Linked DNA regions of Mus musculus: region 1 is linked to region 2. A link is a loop called in an ENCODE intact Hi-C map of the cell type or tissue named here. Cell type or tissue: left cerebral cortex. All regions are shown on one strand. Each heading gives the region's core, and the rest is flanking DNA. Links, peaks and the distances in the headings are about the cores only. Region 1 has its middle 8.7 kb from the start of Peli1. Region 2 has its middle 57 kb from the start of 4932414J04Rik.

The links. Hi-C counts contacts between places; a loop is a spot of excess contacts. Peaks named below come from ENCODE experiments on the same cell type or tissue, not always from the same donor. Only the 100,000 strongest peaks of a DNase experiment are listed, where the experiment ranks them.
Region 1: a loop joins it to region 2, with 4 times the contacts of the local background. A loop is called at or near these places in 3 of 42 quality-filtered maps.

What each region holds. Positions count from the first base shown.
Region 1 is chr11:21,079,937-21,085,326 of GRCm38, reverse strand. No RefSeq gene overlaps it. Among named protein-coding and RNA genes, the nearest start is that of Peli1, 8.7 kb to the left of the region's middle. In left cerebral cortex, for the core only: no CTCF peak of the experiment used is centred there; a DNase peak (open chromatin) is centred at 2,448.
Region 2 is chr11:21,451,064-21,456,453 of GRCm38, reverse strand. No RefSeq gene overlaps it. Among named protein-coding and RNA genes, the nearest start is that of 4932414J04Rik, 57 kb to the left of the region's middle. In left cerebral cortex, for the core only: a CTCF peak has its summit at 2,523 (motif pointing right); a DNase peak (open chromatin) is centred at 2,530.

The DNA of each region.
Region 1 (5,390 bases), core at 179-5,178, 370 kb after region 2:
AAGAAACACAGTTTCCCATGACTCTTATTATTATTATTTTTAACCAATGGACTGATTTTTTTTCTTTTCTTTTCTTTTTGAGATAGTGCCTCATGCAATGCAGGCTGTCCTTGTTCACCTGAAGATAGCTTTGAACTTCTGGTCATCCTGCTTCCTCTTCCCAAGCAATAATAGCATTAATTATCATCACATCTGGGGTTTTTTCTTTTTTAAACACAAAAATCTCATTCTTTTTCCTGATGCACAAAGGAGTTCACTTAGTACAATAACAATAATCAAATCGTGCAAATAGTAAGGGGAAGGATGTCCCCTTGACTACATATATGTATACATATACTGTTTTGTCTTAATTGCTTTAATCTTAAACTATGGTTACAGACTATTGATACAGAAACTAGTTCATTATCAGCTCCTCCCAAAACCCTTTTTAGAAAATAATTTATCTAGTTTTGTTTTTTATGTGCATTGGCGTTTTGCCTGCATGTATGTCTGTGTGAGGGTGAGTTACAAGACAGCTGTGAGTTACCACATGGAATCGAACCCTCATCCTTTAGAAGAGCAGTCAGGGCTCTTAACTGCTGAGCCATCTCTCCAGCCACTTCCCCCCAAACCCTTTTAATCAAGTAAATAAAGGAACATATTTTATGGGTGCTTTTAAAGAAATATGCTCAGGGAATAGCAGGAATGTACAGAAGAAAATAATCAAGTTACTGAGAAAGCAGTCAGAAAACTATGTCAGAGAGAAGGCAGCAGCTATGCAGGACCCTAGAAAACAAGCGGGTGTGAGATGTTTTGTATATGCTTAGCCTAGGGAGTGGTACTAAGAGATGTGGACTTGTTGGAGTAGGTGTGTCACTATGAGTGTGGGCTTAAGACCCTCGCCCTAGCTGCCTGGAAGTCAGTCTTTCACTAGCAGACTTCAGATGAAGATGTAGAACTCTCAGCTCCTCCAGTGCCATGCCTGCCTAGATGCTGCCCTGCTCCCACATTGATGATAATGGACTGAACCTCTGAACCTGTAAGCCAGCCCCAATTAAATGTTGTCCTTTATAAGGCTTGCCTTGGTCATGGTATCTGTTCACAGCAGTAAAACCCTAACTAAAACAAGGTGCTAACACAGCAGGTGACTAGCAGGAGGGCTTCACACAGCTCCAGCTGTCAGAAAGCTTAGAAGGATGCTTAGAAGAATGAGCTGGGCCATTAGACTCTGAATGGTGACCAGAAAAATCTAAGTACGCAGCACAGAAGTCATGAGCATCTTCTTATCCCAAAAAAAAAAAAAAAAAAAAAAAAAAAAAAAAAAAAAAAATTGGTGATAGGATCTGTGGAAAGATTTCTGACAGAGATACTAAATCATATCTGTGTTTGAGTAGAGTGACTAAGAATATGCAACAGAAATTGCTTCTGGTGATACATGCCTTTAATCCCAGCACTTGGGAGGCAGAGACAGCCTGATCTATACAGCCAGTTCTAGGGCAGCTAGGACTACATAAAGAAAACCTGTCTCAAGAAATGAACAAACAAACAAATAGTAATTGTTTTTGTTTCTAAAACACAATGGCATGTTCTGGTCTGGTTATATATGGTAGAAAGAACCCATCAAGATAACTGATTTACTGTTATAGTTGGGCATGGGATGTCTCCCAGAGGCTCATAGTCCCTAGCTCAAGGCTTAGTCCTCCAGTGCAGCAACATTTGGAGGTGGGGCCTTGAGGAAGTGATTTTCTGAGGATTCAGTGGATTAGCCCATTAATAGAAATTTAGAAGAAAGAAAGAAAGAAAGAAAGAAAGAAAGAAAGAAAGAAAGAAAGAAAGAAAGAAAGAAAGAAAGGAAGAAAGAAAGAAAGAAAGAAAGGAAGGAAGAAAGAGAAAGAAAGGAAGGAAGGAAGGAAGGAAGAAAGAAAGAAAGAAAGAAAGAAAGAAAGAAAGAAAGAAAGAAAGAAAGAAAGAAAGAGAAAAGAAATTTAGCAGATGGGATCTAGTTGGAGGTAGTACAGTACAGGTGAGAGACAAACACTCACAGCAGCCAAACTCCACCTACACACTAACTCACTTAGACTTGATGAGTTGAACAATATAAGTTCATGACAGTCTGATTCTGTTTGATCTTCCAGTTAAGCTGAGATCCAAATAACCTGATTCTTTCTTCCTATTAATTTCCACTAGTTCTCTGTTCCTTTAGTAATTCAAGTAGTAAGCTATCCCTTGAATGCTTTAGTTTATTTCTCTTTAATTTCTCCATAGACCTGAGGAGTTATTTCTGCAGGTTGAAGATCTCTGGGCTGCGCCTCTCTGGCTTCCAAAGCCCCAGCTTTCTGGAATTCAAGTTTTGCTGTTTCCTCTAGGGAGTCTCCCTTATAGTTTCATTTCCTGCCTTACTCACTGTGTCTCTTAGAAGTGCTGCCTCCAGTTACTGCTGAGATAAGTTGCTGCACAACTCCACCCACTGAGCCACGTAGAAAGCTCCCATCCTTCCCACTGACCTGAGTCATTGCACCCCCTGCTTCTGCTGTTAATAGCCAGGGCTCCTGTCATAGGCCCTGTCTCTATTTCTGATAAAATCAAAATCTCAGGTTAGCACACAGGCAGTTCTATTTGCTAGACTTAGCCAACCTGAGCTTTAACAATGGGGGTGTTTTCTTTAAAAGCAAACAAAACCAAAGTGTTCTTCTAAAACCTTTTTATTATTGGAAATTTCAACATATACAGTAAGAACAAGCATGGCCCAGCGACCCACAAGTCTCCCTCGCTACCATCCACAGTTCCACAGAGTGGTCAATCTCATGTTGTTTCTACCTCTACCACACCCACTGGTTATTTAAAAGCAACTCCAAATGCTGTGTAAGTTCTTTTACATCTGTCCATGCCACTCTGAAAAAGGAAACAGCCCTACGAAAGTATAATAAATACCATTATCACATATAGAACCTCCAAGTAATTTCCTAATCTTCTCAAATATCCAGATTTTAAAATTTTAGGTTTAAGTAAGAGAATATATGATACATATGTAATACATACATATGCACGTAAATATATATGGACATATACATATATTATATTACATTTTTCTTAGAAACAAACCTAATGGTGCAGACCTATAATCCTACTAGGGAGGCTGAGGCATGAAGATTACAAATTCAAGGTTCTCCTGGGGGACAGCTCAGAGTGACTTCAAGACCAACTTGGACAACTTGTCTCACAATAAAAGTTAAAAAGAAGGTAAAGAAGTGGCAGAGTCCTTGCCTGGCATGGATGCGGCACTAGGTTTAACCCTCAGTGCCTAAAACACACACACGTGCTGGAAAAATATTCAGGTATAATAAAAATAACATATAGCATAAAGGCCATGTTCTCCATGCATCTGTGGAACAATTATTATTGCCTGCTTCTAACTCTCTTTGCTACTTCTTAGTATGTGGGTGATTCTTATAAATGTTATTATCAAAGCAAGTATGTAGCTGGATTTAACTCACAGGCTATAGTTTACTTGACTTTAAAATTTTTTACTTAAAAATTATATTTTATTTATTTTTGTGTTCATATATATATGTGTGTGTGTGTGTGTTCTCTCTTCTTACCATGGTACATGTGTAGAAGACAACTTACTGGAGTTGGTAAAGCACTTGCTTTGCAAGCACAAGAACTTGAATTTGATCCCCAGAACCCATGCTTTTGGGGAAAAAAAAAAAAAAAAAAAAAAAAAAAGAAAGAAAAGAAGCAGTTGTGGTGGCCCAGCCTTGCAATCTCAGTACTGAAGAGGTAGGCAAATTCTGGAGCTGCCTGTCCAGCCAGTCTAGCCTCATTGGTAAGCTCCAGGCCAGTGAGATCCCCTGTCACAAAAAGAAAAATGGCTGATGCCTGAGGAAAGACACTTGAAATTGTCCACTGGCCTAACACACACACAAACACACACATACACACACACACACACACATACAGAGACAGACAGGCTCGGCACATAATATTCATATGTATTTATTGGATATGGAGCAATACTTTGAATATTGCACAATTCACTGTGATGAAGTCAGAACACTTAGCATGTGCATCTCCTCCCACCGGTATCATCGCTCTGAATTAGATCTATTATTACTTTGGGCAATGGCAACAGCAAATGTATCAATAGACTTTTGTTTCACTTTCACCCTTAAGCTTTCCTTCCCGCCAGATAACCACCCTAAGACACTTGTTGGACTGAAAACATCTTAGCAGAAGCTTCCAGTCTTTATTCCAAACAGCTATACCCCATGCCGAGGTGTAGCCCGGAAGCCTGTGCAGCTCCACCAGATTCCCCTCCTACGGCAAGCATTGGCCCCAGCATGACAACCTCAGCAGCACACCCTAAGCATTAGCCCAAGGTCTCCTGTTCTCACTGGAGATCTTTCGCTGTGTGGCTTTGTTGTTTGTTCGTTTTTTTCTCTATGTGAGAATTCCAAAGACTAGTAGAGACATCAGTGATAAACAGATGGGAGAGATGCTGAAAAGCAAACTTTCCTACAGAAGACGAGGTATCCTAGATGATCATTGTAAAACAGATGCCCACATTGTTACTTTTGACTGGCTATATTTAACAATATTTAAGAAAGTTGTGACAGAACTTTCATTAATGCAGTTTCTGTGTTTCATTGTTGTAATTGAGTTATGCACAGCTTTTGAGACAATTATCTGGCCATCACAAACAATTTGTGCTATTCAGTTGTCGACCATAGCTATCTCCTTACTCTCTTATTCTTCAGTTCCAGATTCCAACAGATTATTTGACTGTGGGATTATACTGGACTAAGTGTTATGGACAAGTAGGCAGTACTTAAAAAGTCTAATCAGAACATCCTAGTTATTCTGGAGATAGAGCCTGTGTATAGCTTCAAAGTAACAAAGGGTTAGACAAGAAAGATTATGTGTAATGTCAAATATAAAATCAGATCTGAGACTTGGAAATGGTCCTTAGCTGGTACTCATTGTTGCCTCTCATCCTTTCAGAGAAACGTCTGCTGTGTTGTAATCACTGAGCAAACGCCAAATGCCTTCTGGGATGTTTTGATCTTGCCAAAATACCCTTTTCCCTAAGCTCTTATCTACTCTGTGGGAAAGCTTTTGAATTTCCAAGTCTCTAACAGACCACACCTAAATCCTGGCCACCCAACCCTAACAAGAGTGAGTCTCCAACTGCCTCCTAGGTAGTCTGGGGAAAGTGCCCAAGGGAAGGAGATAAGCAGAGGAGGTGATATGTGCACCTATTTCTTATATGTGACACAGAAACTACTGTTAGGATTCTGTTGATGTGAGATTCAGGAGTCATAGTAGGTCTTGATAAATAAGCAGAGCAGTACAGTGAGAACCTTGTCCTGTGGCTATTGAGCAATGAGACTGATACACAAAATAAGCTCTTT
Region 2 (5,390 bases), core at 309-5,308:
CTCTTGACAGTGTCCATAGTGCATTGTTTAGGGAAGAACAGCAAACATAGAACACATGTTTAACACAGACATGGGCACCTTTCCCTATGTTATTTTCCACTCAAAGTTATCTTAATACACAGGTGCAGAACCTGTGGGTATGGAGGGCTAATTGAAGTACTGTGTATCATATTGGGAAAGTCAACATGTATGTATAATTAAATATGTGGTTGTTGGTAATTTAACTCAGGTCCTCTGCAAGAGCAGTCAGTGCTCTCAACCACAGAGCCATCTCTCCAGCCCCAAAGATAGAAATCTGAAAGTATGAAAATGGTGTGTGTGTGGGGGGGGGTCCCTTGACAAGCTGTGGTCACATGCACATCTGAACAGAAAGGGCAGTTGTTATAATAAGGATGAATACAGGTGAGATCTTTAAAGCTAGGAGTTCATCTTGACCTAATAGAGCACTGCTATTGTAAAGAGATAGTAATGAGGCTGCCATAGGAAGAGATCAGATAGGAAGTTCTCTTTTGTAATGAATGTTTGAAAGAAGAAAGGTGTTGATCTATATAGATACACTTAAGTTTGTACATGCTATTAAAAGTGCATGTGTGTGCTTATGTGTATGTGTTTCTATCCTATTAGCCGGAAGAAGTACACAAAAACCTGTTAGACAATTAAAATAATTCTGCAGTATAGAGGACATGCTCATTTCTACCCAGGACCCTCTTCTTCATCATTCTAAGTGACCCTCATTATTTTGTTCTTGAAGAAACTGCTTCTAGGTATTATTTGGGCTACTGATTTCTAGCTATCCCCTTATGGGGAGTGCATGATGTTCAAAAAGCTTAACTTTAAATTCATGGGGAATAGTACTCCATTGTGTAGATGTACCACATTTTCTGTATCCATTCCTCTGTTGAGGGGCATCTGGGTTCTTTCCAGCTTCTGGCTATTATAAATAAGGCTGCTATGAACATAGTGGAGCATGTGTCCTTCTTACCAGTTGGGGCATCTTCTGGATATATGCCCAGGAGAGGTATTGCTGGATCCTCCGGTAGTACTATGTCCAATTTTCTGAGGAACCGCCAGACGGATTTCCAGAGTGGTTGTACAAGCCTGCAATCCCACCAACAATGGAGGAGTGTTCCTCTTTCTCCACATCCACGCCAGCATCTGCTGTCACCTGAATTTTTGATCTTAGCCATTCTGACTGGTGTGAGGTGGAATCTCAGGGTTGTTTTGATTTGCATTTCCCTGATGATTAAGGATGTTGAACATTTTTTCAGGTGCTTCTCTGCCATTCGGTATTCCTCAGGTGAGAATTCTTTGTTCAGTTCTGAGCCCCATTTTTTAATGGGGTTATTTGATTTTCTGAAGTCCACCTTCTTGAGTTCTTTATATATGTTGGATATTAGTCCCCTATCTGATTTAGGATAGGTAAAGATCCTTTCCCAATCTGTTGGTGGTCTTTTTGTCTTATTGACGGTGTCTTTTGCCTTGCAGAAACTTTGGAGTTTCATTAGGTCCCATTTGTCAATTCTCGATCTTACAGCACAAGCCATTGCTGTTCTGTTCAGGAATTTTTCCCCTGTGCCCATATCTTCAAGGCTTTTCCCCACTTTCTCCTCTATAAGTTTCAGTGTCTCTGGTTTTATGTGGTACATCTACACAATGGAGTACTACTCAGCTATTAAAAAGAATGAATTTATGAAATTCCTAGCCAAATGGATGGACCTGGAGGGCATCATCCTGAGTGAGGTAACACATTCACAAAGGAACTCACACAATATGTACTCACTGATAAGTGGATATTAGCCCAAAACCTAGGATACCCAAGATATAAGATACAATTTCCTAAACACATGAAACTCAAGAAAAATGAAGACTGAAGTGTGGACACTATGCCCCTCCTTAGAAGAGGGAACAAAACACCCTTGGGAGGAGTTACAGAGACAAAGTTTGGAGCTGAGATGAAAGGATGGTCCATGTAGAGACTGCCATATCCAGGGATCCACCCCATAATCAGCATCCAAACGCTGACACCATTGCATACACTAGCAAGTTTTTATCGAAAGGACCCAGATGTAGCTGTCTCTTGTGAGACTATGCCGGGGCCTAGCAAACACAGAAGTGGATGCTCACAGTCAGCTAATGGAAAGAGCACAGGGCTCCCAATGGAGGAGCTAGAGAAAGTAGCCAAGGAGCTAAAGGGATCTGCAACCCTATAGGTGGAACATTAGGAACTAACCAGTACCCCGGAGCTCTTGACTCTAGCTGCATATGTATCAAAAGATGGCCTAGTCGGCCATCACTGGAAAGAGAGGCCCATTGGACACGCAAACTTTATATGCCCCAGAACAGGGGAACGCCAGGGCCAAAAAGGGGGAGTGGGTGGGTAGGGGAGTGGGGGTGGGTGGGTATGGGGGACTGTTGGTATAGCATTGGAAATGTAAATGAGCTAAATACCTAATAAAAAATGGAAAAAAAAATTCATGGGGAAAACTTACATTATCTGTAATCCACCACTGACCAGAAGATGGCTCCAAAGAGCAACAAAACTCATGTGCTATTATTAAAGAGTGATGTACTTGTCATGCTAGAAACCTTCCTGTCATTCTGTGAGTCACTTTCATATTCATGTTAAATTGACTAAATGACAAAGTTGACTTGCTAAATTAGTTTATGTAGAATAAATACTCTGATAAAAATCTAAGAAGCAAACACTTGAAATTCGGTGTGAAGATTTTTGTTTTTTAATTATCTTTAATCTTTTTTTTTTTTTTTTACAGTTCAGTCATTATCCCCCTCCCAGTCCACCCTCTGATAGTTCCTCATCCCATTCCTCTCCTGCACCCACCACTACCACCACCACCCCCATCTCCAAGAGGATATCCCCACTCCCACCCTGCCAGGTCTCCCCACGCCCTGGAGTCTCAAGTCCAGGGTTAGGTGCATCTTCTCTCACTGAGGCTAGACCAGACAGTCCTCTGCTGTATATGTGTTGGGGGTCTCGTACCAGCTAGTGTATGCTACCTAGTTGGTGGCTCAGTGTCTGATAGCTCTCAGGGGTCCAGGTAACTTGAGACTGCTGGTCTTCCTATGGGGTCACCCTCCTCCACAACTTCTTCCAGGCTTTCCTCTGATTTCAGTGCATTTATTGGGTGTATCTGCATCTGTCTCAATCTGTTGGGCCTCTTGAAGGGCAGTCATGTTAGGCTCCTGTCTGTAAGATACCATAGCATCAGTAATAGTGTCAGGCCTTGGAACCTCTCCTTGAGATGGATCCCAATTTGGGTTGGTCACTGAACCTCCGTTCCCTCAGTCTCTTCTCCACTTTTGTCCCTGCAGTTCTTTTAGACAGGAACAATTCTGGGTCAGAGTTTTTGACCATGGGATGGCAACCCCATCCCTCTACTTGATGCCCTGTCTTTCTACTGGAGATGGACTCTACAAGTTCCCTCTCCCTACCATTGGGCATTTCATCTAAGGTCCCTCCCTTTGAGTCCTGAGAGTCTCTCATCTCCCAGATCTCTGGCACATTCTAGAGGCTACACACACACACACACACACACACACACACACACACACCTCCCAAGGTTACCTGTTCCCGTTCATAATGCTAATCCTCAGGGCTTCACTCATATTTCCCCTCCCAATACCCGATCTTGTTCCCCCTTTTTCCTCTTCCTCCCTTGTTCCTCCTTCTGTCCTCCCAACCCTGCCCCCAGTGACTGCTTACTTCCCCCTCCCAAATAGGATTGAAGCATCCTCACTAGGGCCCTTTGGCTTATTAACCTTCTTGAGTCCTGTGGATTGTATCCTGGGTAGTCTTTACTTTTTTTGGCTAATATTCACTTATTAGTGAGTACATACCATGCATGTCCTTCTGGATCTGAGTTACCTCACTTATGATGATATTTTCTAGTTCCATATTTATTTTGTCTATCTATCTACCTACCTACCTATCTATCTACCTGGCTATCTCTCACTAGTGCAACACAGATAGCAATAGTAAACCATGTGGACCAATTGTCACTGTTAAGTAGCATTTACAAACACTATAAACAAGGATTGGGCATAGTTAGCATGTTAAAGCAATATTAATGTACAAAAATCTTTTCTAGATTGGTCTTATTTGGCTTTTAAAAATATAAAACATTAAAATACAAAATGGTATAGGCATAAAATTCATTCTGAATAACAAATCTAAGAAATATACATAATGTCTTATAACTCACATTTTTATATGATATGTGATATTTTATAGTAACAGTTCTAGGAATGACAAATATATTTGTAATTAATAAAATATAATACATTATATACCACATATCATACATTTAATATTATATTATATAATCAATATTATAATTCAAAATATAATATATAAGAACTAGATATTGTATGTGTTATACATAACATATAATTATATGTAATATATAAGTATAAAATATAAATAATGCTATATGTTATATTAGCTAGAATTCTCTCTAATCTTTCATAAAATACATTATTTCTCAATGACTCAAGTAAGTAACATTGAATAAATACTTGCTATGTTCTATAGAAGCTGTTTGGGTACTTTATATACATAAATTAATTTAATTTTCAACACTACTCTGTAAAGTAGATACCATTATTATTCCTATTTTTCAAATACAGAGGCATAGAGTAATTAATTTAAAATCAAATAAGTGATATGGGCAAATACAAACTGTAGTGGTTTAATTCTTGTTCCAGTGGCCCCTTATGCATTCACTCATGTGTAAATAGCCAATGCTTTCCAAAATATCATACAAAACACATGTCTAGCCTCCATGAGGGGTGATGATATTAAATTATGGGGATGATAATGTATAGTTGTCTCTCTATACTTAGAGTAGGTTCCAGTATCTTCATGAAGACCAAAATCTTTACATGTCCACATCTGTTTTATAGAATGATATTATATTTACAGATGACCTACATCTACTCTGCATGCTTGATATATCTCTAAGTGATAATTTGTAATACAGTGTACATGCTACATAGCTGTCAAGCTGAATTTTAGACAATAATAAGAAAGGAATCCTTTACATATTCAGTAAAGATTCATAATTTTTAATGTTTTCAATCAGCAACAAGACTCAGTAGAGTGAGCCACTCAGGCATTGGAGCAGTATGACATAAAAAAGAATATTCCAGTCTATATCAAGAAAAAATTTGACATGAAATACAGCCTCACCTGGCACTGCATGGTAAGGCAGAACTTTGGTCATTATATGGCACATGAAACCAAACACGTCATTTCCTTCTACCTGGTGGCCACACTTCTGTTCAAATCTGGTTAAAAGCATGGACTGTGTCAAACATCCAGTGATCGATCATTCCAAAAACAAAGACTGCATCTATCTATTTTGGTCATGAGC